2 separate regions of the Mus musculus genome follow, and region 2 is linked to region 1. The links are chromatin loops, found by intact Hi-C in ENCODE. Cell type or tissue: left cerebral cortex. All regions are shown on one strand. Links, peaks and the distances in the headings refer to the core of each region. The heading gives the core; the rest is flanking DNA.

Region 1 (5,372 bases), core at 165-5,164:
AGAGAGCCATCGGTGCTCAGAGCATAACGCAGTGCCGTGTGGGCTGGTGAGGAAGGCAGGGACCTTCTTCCTAAGGTGGCTCAGAGCTCAGCTCAGAACCTGGAACTGGAAGCAGAGAAACCGCTGTCTCTTCCAAGGCTGGGAGCAGCACTGTGAAGCCCAGAGGCCCAGCTGAAGGCCAGCAAGGCTCATAGTGACCCATGTGCACCCAAGTGTCGGGAGCAGAGCAGGAGCCCTCAGAGTTCTGATTGTACTTCTACAATGAAGAAGGTGTGCAGTGGCCCAGACACATGGGGGCCTATTGCATTGGTTTGTTTGATGTCCATTTAAATGGGGAAAGTATCCCCCAAACTCATGCCACTGGGAACCTCCTTTAGAAGTGGGACCTTTGCAGAGGTTATCAGCTGAGGATGCTATCCCTGAGTGGGGTCCTTCCTCAGTTGTAGTGAAGAGAAGGGACTTGAAGGAATAGAAAAAGGGCCCAAGCCAGAAATGGGGGCTCGGGATGGGTGTTAGCCCCACCCAACAGCTGGAAGAAGGAAGAGCAAATGCTTCCCGCCTCCCAGGTCCCACTGTAGACCTCTCAGGCAGTGTCCGCATCCTCAGCTTGTGATGCTTTGCTCAGCATCCTTGGAATGCTGACAGACAGAAGCCGGAGGGCTCTGACACACGGACAGTCGCACTCAGCACTGACACCATGACACTGTAATGCAAAAGAGTCAAGCCAGTCCTCCCTCCCTCCCTCCCTTTCTCCCTTTCTCCCTTTCTCAATTCCTTCCTTCCTCCCTTCCTTCCTTCCTTCCTCCCTCCTCCCCCTCCTTCCTTTGCAGGAATCTCAGGTGAGGCTGTTATGGGCAGTTCCTGGTCCTGCTGGCCCCTACTGGGATGAAGAGGTCTGGAGTAGGTTGGACACAGACAGGACACAGAGGCTCCTGTACTGGGACATCAATCCCCTGACATGTCCTACCAGGGCCAGATGGTCCTGAAGGTGCCAAGAAGGGACACACACACACACACACACCAAGATAGATTTCCCTATTTCCCTGTGCCTATCCTCCAGCAGTGTCCCCTTCTCTGTCAGAGTCGTCTGGCTTGGCTCAGCCAGAGGGCTCAAGTCCTGTTCAGCTCCTGGGTTCCTACTATAACTTTAGACAGTTCCCTGGGCAAGTGTTGCCCATCTGTCCTGTAAGATGGGGATCCGTATGGAGGGTGTTCTGAGTACTATCCAGGACCACCATGGGGTATATATACCCCAGAAATGGGATCACCAGAAAGGTAGGGGAGGGCTGGTAGGTGTGGAACTGTGAGTCAGGAGGATGTCTCCCCACCCTGCTAGCTCTATCAAATCCCCACAACCTGTGGAATGGGTGTTGTCACCACCCTACCATAGTTGGGGAAACTGAGGCCTGACAGGTGTTCCACAGATGTCTTGTTACACCTGAGGTCACCCAGGTGTCCTTTGGAGAAGGTAGAAAGAACATAAGGTGGGGATGGGTGACACCATTCCCACAGGACACCAGTGTCTCTGCTCACTTGGCAGGCTACCTGTGCCACTTAGTTAACTGTTAGCCACCATCCTTGAAGCCCAGAAGTGCCTTAAAGGCAAAACCATATAGTGAGTTACAGCACTTCTGCATGGGAAAGGATAGAGTCTCAATGTCTGTGTGACTGCCTGGATCTCAGGGAGCCTGGCTGGCTGCTGTCAGACAGGCAACATAGACTGAACCCTGTCATACACATCGCATGCATACACACACACACAGAGAGAGAGAGAGAGAGAGAACACCACTTATACACACATATACACCATACCACTTATATACATATACATTATACACACCACACACACACATACACCATGCATAGACCACATACAAACACACACCACATCACACCACACCACACACGCATACAAACATATATACCACAGACCACACACACCATACACATCTCACACATATACACATACCACATATACATATATATCACACACACACATATACACCACACACATACTACACCACATACACCTCCATACAGACCATACCATGTATATACACGTCTACACACCACACCACTTATATACACATATATACCACAGGCCACACATACATACACATATACACACATACAAACCACAGACCACATATACACCACATACACACACACCACACTACACCATACCACACATACACACCACAGACCACACCCCCCACACATACAGACACCACACATACATCACATGCACACATGTGTACCACACACACACACACACCACCATACACACCACACACCACACACACACCACTTGTGCACTGGAGCACTCTTCTGCTCTCCTGTGCAGCAGGGCTTTAGAGGGATTTGGGGCTCAGATGAGGCCAGAATGGTGGGCCTCACAGCGGGATTAGTGCCCTCTGGGGAGATGCAGGGCTCTGCCTTCCAGAAGGACATGCTATTGCACTGGCTAGCACAGTCCCCAAATGTGAAATGTTCTCACCTCACCCCCTAGTTATGTCATGATTCCTTCAGAATTCTCCCCTCTGGTCCCCAAGGCCTCAGGTAACGAACAAGGGCATGTCTGAGTCACAGAGAAGTTTGACCTGCTTCTGAGCCCCAGATCAGACTTCTCACAGGTGAGCTCTGAGCTAAGCACCTTCTGAAGGTGAAGCATTCAGGTGGGAGCCAGGTGTCATTACAGGGCAACTAGTATTCTTGTCACTGTGATCTTAGAAAGGTTGTATCCTGACACATGGTTTGGGGGTACTGTCCATGGTGTATGGGGCAGGGCATGGAGGTTGGAATGGCTCCGCACTGTGACTGCAGGAATGAGGCTGCATGCTCTCATCTGGATGGATCAGGAAGCAGAGACAGGACAGGAAGTAGGACAGTCTATAACCCTCAAGGCCCACCCCACTTCCTCTTACTGGTTGAGCCACCTGCTCTTACCTCTAAATGTTAAAATACACGTGCCTGTTGGGGAGAGCTCACACCCAATCCTCACTCGGCACGTGTGTAGGAAGACAGACCAAGAGCAATGCCAGACCAGATGAGGTGCATAAAGTGGGGGATCCTTGCGCAAGAACCAGAAGGATATGGGGAGAAGGACGTGGGGAGGATGTGGGTGAACACATACATCCAAGGACAGAACCTGCCGTGACTAACCTCATCTACCTTCTACTGGTCACTGGGGTCAGAGGCCCACTGGGTATGATCCCTGCTCCCACCTTGAGGCTCGGTCCCCTTGACACGACCTCCAAGTTAGTAAAATAGTTCTAACATAAGTGTCCCTGTGAGCACTGGGGACAGTCCATGTCTCTGTGGAGTCTTCCACTAGGTTTCCAGAGCCATGTTTTTATTACATAGGAAGCATTCTGAGTCTTGTGATGGGAGATGGCCATGCTTTGACGTGGGCTGATTTAACTCAAACATCGCACACTGCACAGGAGCCTTAGTAATTGTGCCGAAGCATCCTCATAAGCCTCTCACATCTTGGTCTTCTTCTCCAAACACCAAGCTTGTGTTTTGTAGCTTGATTACCGAGTCCCAGCCATGCAAAAGTGTCAAGCAATACAGACCTGAGTTGGGGACTGGCCAGGACCCTACCACTTGATAGAGCCCCTTGGGAATTAGCTAAGGGTGCAGGCCTCCCGCTCCACTGGACACGAACATTGGTTTATCCTACAGACTTTGGTCTTGATTTGAACCTTTTTTCTCTGAGTAGGCTCATTGTTAAGCTTTAAAGTCACCTGGACCTAGACATGCCTTCTGTCAGACTGACCACCTCTTAACACTGTGCTGAAGGAGGCTTTATACCGAAAGTGGTTCACAACTGAACCTATGTGGTACCTGTATGTCCCCTCTTCCTGCTCAATTGTGCCTTTATCAAGTTGCCTACCTGGCAGCGGCCTCCCTGGGCATGTATACTCAGAAACCCAGCACCAATGTCCACCTGAGCTGCAAGAACCTTTGAGCTAAAAAGCTTGCTCAGACCCCATAGCTGGACACTGGAGACCTGGAGGAGTCAGGGCCCCTGGTCCACCCTTATGGCCAGTCCCATCCCCTCTGTGCTGGCTGCTTAGCCTCTCAGGCACTGCACAGCTTTGACTCCCATCCTGCCCCTGCCTTCTCCCCCGCAGGAATCACCCACATGCCCCTCCTGGACTGAAAGCTTCCCCATGGGGTCCTGGGAGTTGATTTTTGTATCACTGACAATTCTTGACTTGTGAAGCCACCCAAGATCTGTGATTCCCATTCTCTGAGTCTCTGGGAGCTCTTGGAGGGAAGAAAAATGCTTATTGGAATCTGGGTGCTGATCAAGGAGCCTGTCAGGGTGTGTCACATCCAACTGGCAGCATTTAACAGTCTTTGACCTACAAAAGTGGCTATTTCAGGTGGCTTGTACCTCAGGAGGAAAACTGAGACTTGAATCGGGAAGGGAGTGCTGATGCAGGATACAGTGAGAGCCAGGCTTGCACAACCAGAAGTGCCTCTAATACCAGGTTTCTATATACAAGCATTTTTTTAAATATAGGATCTCATATAGCCCAGGCTATCTGAGACTCAATAGATATCTGAGGATGACCTTGAACTCCTGACCTTTCTGCTTCCACCTCCCTAGTGTTAGTATTAGCAGCATGTACCTCCAGACCTAGTTAATGCTACTGGGGATGGAACCCAAGATTTTATATATGCTAAACAAGCACTCTGCTTCCTGAGCCCTATCCCTAACTCCATCTGTAATACATGCAGGATGGCAGATGCCAGTTAGACACACTTGCTCTTCCTCACCCTGACCCAGTCAAGAAGAAACCAGACCAAGGCAGGGAGAGGGGCAGCAAGCAAGTATCATTGCCCACAGGCCTGATACCATCAAAGCAGCCCCAAATCAGGCTGCGGCTTGCTCCAAGAGCCAATTCCCAGAACCAGCCTGCCAGGCCAGATGGCTGTGGCCCTGGCCATGGAACCTGTGCTCAGGAACCTTGTCACTGATGTGTCTAAGTCCTATAGGAGCCACATCATACACTTGGCATTAGCGGGTTGTCAAGAGAAGCCCAAGGGTTTGTGCTAGGCCACCCAAATGCTCAGAACATTCTGGGGTCCCACAGCACATGCCCTCTTGCACTAAAGCTGAGAGACCTAGAAACCAGCTGCATTCGTCAGCACTTGAGTCCTCCCCAGCAACTAAAGAAGCCAAAGAAGGGGGCTCAGAATCCCTGTATGGTCCATGTATGGGATTCACATCACAGCCTGAGACTGATTGATGCCTGAGAATGGGAGAGGGATCTTGTGGGGCTGAGCCCCAACCTATAGGATCTGACACTGCTCCGAGGTCCATAATGGCAGAACTAGGTTGGGAACACCTGGTGGGCCTG
Region 2 (5,372 bases), core at 256-5,255, 92 kb after region 1:
CCAGAGGTCAAAAGCCCAATTCTCTCAGGCCCAAAGGCAAATGTCATTAGTGAGCTAAACTCCATTCTGCAGCAGATGAACAGGGGGAAATCGGTCAAGCCCGGGGAAGGGCTGGAGCTGCCGGTGGGAGCCAAGTCGGCCAACCTCGCTCCAAGGTAAGTTCCCAATCAGCTTGGGGAATGTGTGGTCCAGTGCTGGCCAAAAGAAACCATTGGGGAGCCACCTATGCAGCCGAGAAGAGGGGACCTGCATGGCCTCTGCCACACCCATTAGGCTATAACCATGTTGCCACCATCCTCCTGTCACCGGACTACGGCAGAGCCAAGGCCATGGCTGCCATGCAGCCTATGACACACCTTCCTAAAGACACATAAAGGAACCAGATTGCACGGGACCAGGCCCACGGTCGCTTCCAGAAGGAAGCTTTGGTCTCTGCTCCGTTTCCTCTGGCCCTTTGCCAGGACTACCTCAAAGGCAGGCAGAGCTCCATTAAAACCCAAACTGGTCAGCAGAGGTGGCCAGTGTCTGAACATGGGTGTACCATTCCCTCTCCCTTAATCCCCCTTGGGGTTGAGGATTTGGAAGGAGCTGGGTCATTGCTCTGGATGAACACCTGCCCCTCTGCTGCATCACCCCACCCAGGGGCAGACGTCACAAAGAAATCACTGCCAGCTGCGCCCGATGGGCCGTTTCCAGCCTCACGTAGGGCTTAACAAGCTACCTTCATTGGGATGGGGGGGGGGGTAGAATAAACACATTCTTCCTAAGTCCAAACAGAAGGTTCTAGAACAGCCCCCTGTGTGGTTTCAGGATGGTACTCGGCAGCCTTGCAGGCCCCACCCTCACTCATGGCCTTTCTGTTTTTGTTCCTTGTGTGATGTACACTCGTGCTGTCTTTCCGCTTCCGTGTGTGTAGTGCTCAGCCTCTCTGGCTGACAGTTGAGCTCAGGTTTCATCGGTTTGACTAATGAAGTCTTTCTTTATTCTCCCGCTGGGCAGGCATCTGATTCAAACAACCGAGCCCATTAATCAGGGACATCACACTGCATCTGAGTCTTGAGGTTTGGGCTGTGAGCCACAATTCTTCCTGTTACCTTTTGGTGTGGTTGTAAATGGAGGACTTGGACGGCTCCTTAACTCCTTTGAGAAATACTGATTGGCGGCTGTTGTAAAGAAGTGTGCGGATGCCACCGCTTGGTAATGGGAAACCTGCTACAGGTGGTGTGCAGAAGCAAGCTCCCGTGGCTCCCTGCTAGCTTGGGCGGGCCTGCAGAAACCCTCCACTCTGGTGGGTGGGAGGTGGGGTAACCACACACCTGCATATTTTAAACATGTCCAGGAGTCTCACAGCAACCTTGGAATATGCTTGGTTCATATTTTTCCTCTATAGAGTCTTTTATGCCACAGCCTCTTGTGAAAGTAATATTTGCAAGCCCTTGGGGTGGCGTCCCTCACGACTGGGCAGCATGATCCTGTGTGTTAAGTCCATTCTTCAGAGAGGCCGAGCAGGTATTGCAGCCTCTCTCTAAAAGTGAGGTTACAATAGCTGCCCAGTCTTCAACAGGAGAAAAGCTGAGGTGGCCGCTGGCATTGGGAAGGTGCGGGGGGGGGGGGGGGGGTTGCAGGGGAATTCTGAATCGCAGCAGATGACCCTTGCTGCCTTTCTTTTTCTGGTTAGACAATGTCTGGTGGCTCCCAGGAGAGGGAAGGAGACTTACCCTCCACTGGGGGCTGGGACTATTGTCTTTCCCTACTCCAGGTAGGTGCCAGATGTGGGCTGGGTGCTCAGAGAGAGCATCACTAGCACTCAAAAACTGGCTCCACCCAGCCAGTCTATTCCTGGCGCAGACCTCTCAGAGCAAGGACTTTAGCCAACGCCTACAAAGGACCAACAAACATTGGCCATTCTGTCACATAGGTACCAGCAACGTGGCCATCAACCAGCAGAGAGAGAAATCTGAGGCAAAGAGTCAAAGGGACTGTATGGGAAGGTTCTAGAAGCTGAGGCTGGGGGTTGGCTTCGGAAAAAGGGATCACCACTGAAGACCATCTACAAGACTGAGCTCCTGGGAAGAAAGGAACCGCCATTAGACCTAGAACTCCCCTGCTAATGAGGGGAGAGATGACTGTTGTTGACCTCAAGCAGTAGAGGAAACACAGGCCTCTGACCCTCCTTTTCAAATCTAAGGATTGCACTGGGTTGGGCATGGGCTTAGGGTCCTGGGATGCCAGCAGCAACTGCGAGACACAGAGGGCCACAGGCTGGGGTAGCCGTTCACAGAACCATGCATGCATCCTGTATGGGATATGCAGGTGACCGAGCTCTGCCTCTTGCCTTGGTGCACTGGCCTCTTGCCTACATTGCTCAGACACCTCTCCGTTGCCTTCACTGCCAGGCCCAGGATGACAACTAGAGATTCACTCAGTCTGAGCATCTTGCTAATGCCACTTGTAAATGCTTCTAAAAGTTAAGTTGTGGACCACCCTGGGCCAAATGAGGTTCAGAATCAAAAGGAGAGAAAGAAAATGAAGGTTTCAAGAGATAACTGAAAGCTGGCCATGCTCTCTGACGTGACACACATTAAGGCAGAGAGACCCTGTTTCCTCAAGCATGACTGCTCACCAAGGAAAGCCTGGCTCTCAGCGTGTTCCTCAGTGGTTCCACCACATGGGCAAGAGCTTTGCTGTGCTTGTAAATTGAAATAATGGGCCTTTTGCTACTTGGCAGCTCCAAGAGACCTCGTCTTATGCTGGCACCAGGACAGGATCCAGGAAGAGCAGAGAGTTAGAAGGCCTGGCATTTGCTTCCTGGGGTGTAAGCAATCTAACTTTAGGATACCCGGGGTTTAGTATACCCAGTAGACTGACCCCAAGATCAAGACAGTGTGGAATTTAGACATATTTAACTACAAATATATTGAAAAAGTCAGCTGGAACTCTCTTTCAATATATTTGTGTATATGTTAGTGTATGATATCAGAGCCACTGAAAGACCATGGTGCAAAGCCGTGAGCAATTCTGGCTATAGGCCTGATGCTGAAACCTGTTCTCTTCCAGCATCCTTGGGAAAACCTCAGCTTGCGTTCATCTCCCCCTAGAGCACAGGGTAGGGAGTGCTCCAGGGAGTCCCCACCGCTCCTCTCCGAGGGTGTGGCGTATGCAAACATGGATATGCAAACATTTCATGGGTAACCTTGGCATGTCCTTCAGTTGGACAGGGCTTTTGGCTTTCAGAGCCTCCTGTCATCTGAATCTGGCCCACAGTGGAGGCAGCAGGCCTGACACACATTTTTACTGCTTCATGGATCTAAGCAGAGCACTTAGGTGTCCTGGTTAAAGTGCATAGGGCCAATGACGAGCCATGGTAGGGAGTTTACTAAGCTGCTACCACTGTCTACAGCCCAGTACCAAGCCCAAGAAAGAAGAGACAAGAGGACATCACCACAGAGGATTCTGCAGTACAGTCCTCCACAGCTGGGAAACGTAGTCATTGTCATCCACTCAGGCAGCTTGTTGATGGCCCAGGACACCAGGCGCCATATGGCACTCAGAATTTGTCATTTAAGAGAAGCACGTCCCTGTTAAGAAAGCATAGCCAGTGTTCCCTTGGGGAATGCCAGCTCTTGAGGTGAGAAATGGCCAAAACGAAACAACAGAACTATATGTAACAAGTACCACGGAGAAGACCAGGCTCCAAAAGGGCAGAACTAGGATGGAGCTGGCACTCAGAGGAAGGGTATTTCAGTGACCTAAAGTTCACACCGGAACCAGTTATGCAGAAACCAGAAGCATGGAGCCCAGGACATGATGGGTGGAGCATGTGAGGCTAGGCCAGATCAGACTCTCCATGCCCGTGGGGGGAGTCAGCGTCAACCCACCAGGCAGGGGAGTGGGCAGGCTGTGGGGACACAGGATTGCATCCAAGGGATGAAAACCACGCACAGACTTATCATGGCTTACCAGGAGTGGACTCCAGTTTGTTGACACTCCCGGGATGCGTGTCACATGAGGAAGATGCTTTCAAGGTCTGTGCTGAAGACAGGTGGTTTCTGTTGCTAGAGACAAGAGGTACCTTGGAGACACTGGAGAGCTAGACCCGGCTGCCTGTCTATAAGCACTGACTCCTCAAGCTGGCTGTGACCAGAGACCAGCCATCACATCACTCAACAGGATGAAACCTGTTCTCTTCCAGCATCCTTGGAAAAACCTCAGCTTGCGTTCATCTCCCCCTAGAGCACAGGGTAGGGAGTGCTCCAGGGAGTCCCCATGGCTCCTCTCCAAGGGTGTGGTGTACACTCTACTGCCAGCACTTTGTGGTGAGTCCACAAGGGGCAGAGTTCGGCCTTCACCTTTCTGAAGCACACAGGAAAGAAACAGTGGTACTGAGGAGGTACAGACACCCAAGGTCCCTGGGCAGGCAGCGCTCCAGGTGCTGATGGGGCTTCACTCAATCCCTGCCACCCCTGCTGTCCTCCCAGGGCAGTCCTCCGACCCTGGCCATTGTCCTCTGGCTCTCAGCTGGGTCACCAGTATTAATCAATACGATTGTTAAACTGCTGTGACCACCTGGTCCTAGAGCATGGGCTTCTGTTTCATGACGTCTCAAGCTCTCTGCACTGCCACACAGCTCTGGTACCTCAGTCACCAAGCAAAGCAGGAGGGTGATGGCACTGCCAGGGAGCAGCACTCAGTAGTGAGGTGAGCCCTGCTGGGGACAGCCTGGCACTTCCTGCCACTATCCACATATTAAGGTGACTAGTCTGCCAGAGTCTCTTCCTTTGACCACCAAACAAACGGCAGGTCTCCTTTTTAGAACATATTTATCTATTTGTATGTGCAGTGGATGTTTTGCTTGCTTGTGTGTGTGTGTGTGTGTGTGTGTGTGTGTGTGTGTGTGTACGTACGCCATTTACAGGTAGCACTTGCAGGGGCAGAAGAGGGCACTGGATCCTCTGGAACTGGAGTTACAGATGGTTGAACCATGTGTGTGGGTTCTGGGAAATGAACCTGGGTCCTCTACAAAAGCAGCCAGTGCTCTAAACCACTAAGCCGTCTCTCTAGACCCGTCAAGTCTTCTCTCTTGGTCTCATCCCTCTTTTGACAAGATCCTATCACAGGTAAACAGTTCTTCCTGAAAGTAGGTGCCTTCCTGTCCTGGCAACTTGTGAGCAGGGTGGGAACCCAGACAAGTGTGCTGAGCCTGAGACAGCTTCCTCGGCAGGAAAGCAGGCAGTGTCCCACAGCCATTCCTTCTGTGGTTATGTATTCTGTTCCCATTCTGGAGAGAGGCGTGGAGTGAGCAGAGTCCTCACAGTTCTCTGAGCCTGTGGTGACTGCAAGGCACCAGGATCAGAAGTGCTGAGGGGGTCCCA

What was found. Hi-C counts contacts between places; a loop is a spot of excess contacts. Peaks named below come from ENCODE experiments on the same cell type or tissue, not always from the same donor. Only the 100,000 strongest peaks of a DNase experiment are listed, where the experiment ranks them.
Region 2: it touches region 1 in a loop (2.5-fold over the local background); 3 of 42 quality-filtered maps call a loop at or near these places.

The regions. Positions count from the first base shown.
Region 1 is chr7:144,319,356-144,324,727 of GRCm38, forward strand. The region is part of intron 7 of Shank2 (SH3 and multiple ankyrin repeat domains 2); the gene reads left to right. Among named protein-coding and RNA genes, the nearest start is that of Gm14372, 85 kb to the right of the region's middle. In left cerebral cortex, for the core only: no CTCF peak of the experiment used is centred there; DNase peaks (open chromatin) are centred at 3,064 and 3,329; H3K27ac peaks cover 1,784 bases.
Region 2 is chr7:144,411,714-144,417,085 of GRCm38, forward strand. Shank2 (SH3 and multiple ankyrin repeat domains 2) reads left to right here. Exons shown (of 16, transcript NM_001113373.3): 15 at 1-155. It overlaps Gm34621 (a long non-coding RNA gene), which reads right to left. Exons shown (of 4, transcript XR_003946689.1): 3 at 3,961-4,055; 4 at 3,353-3,578. Among named protein-coding and RNA genes, the nearest start is that of Gm34621, 5.1 kb to the right of the region's middle. In left cerebral cortex, for the core only: CTCF peaks have their summits at 3,124 and 4,288; DNase peaks (open chromatin) are centred at 1,070, 1,187, 2,741, 3,132 and 3 more places; H3K27ac peaks cover 3,196 bases.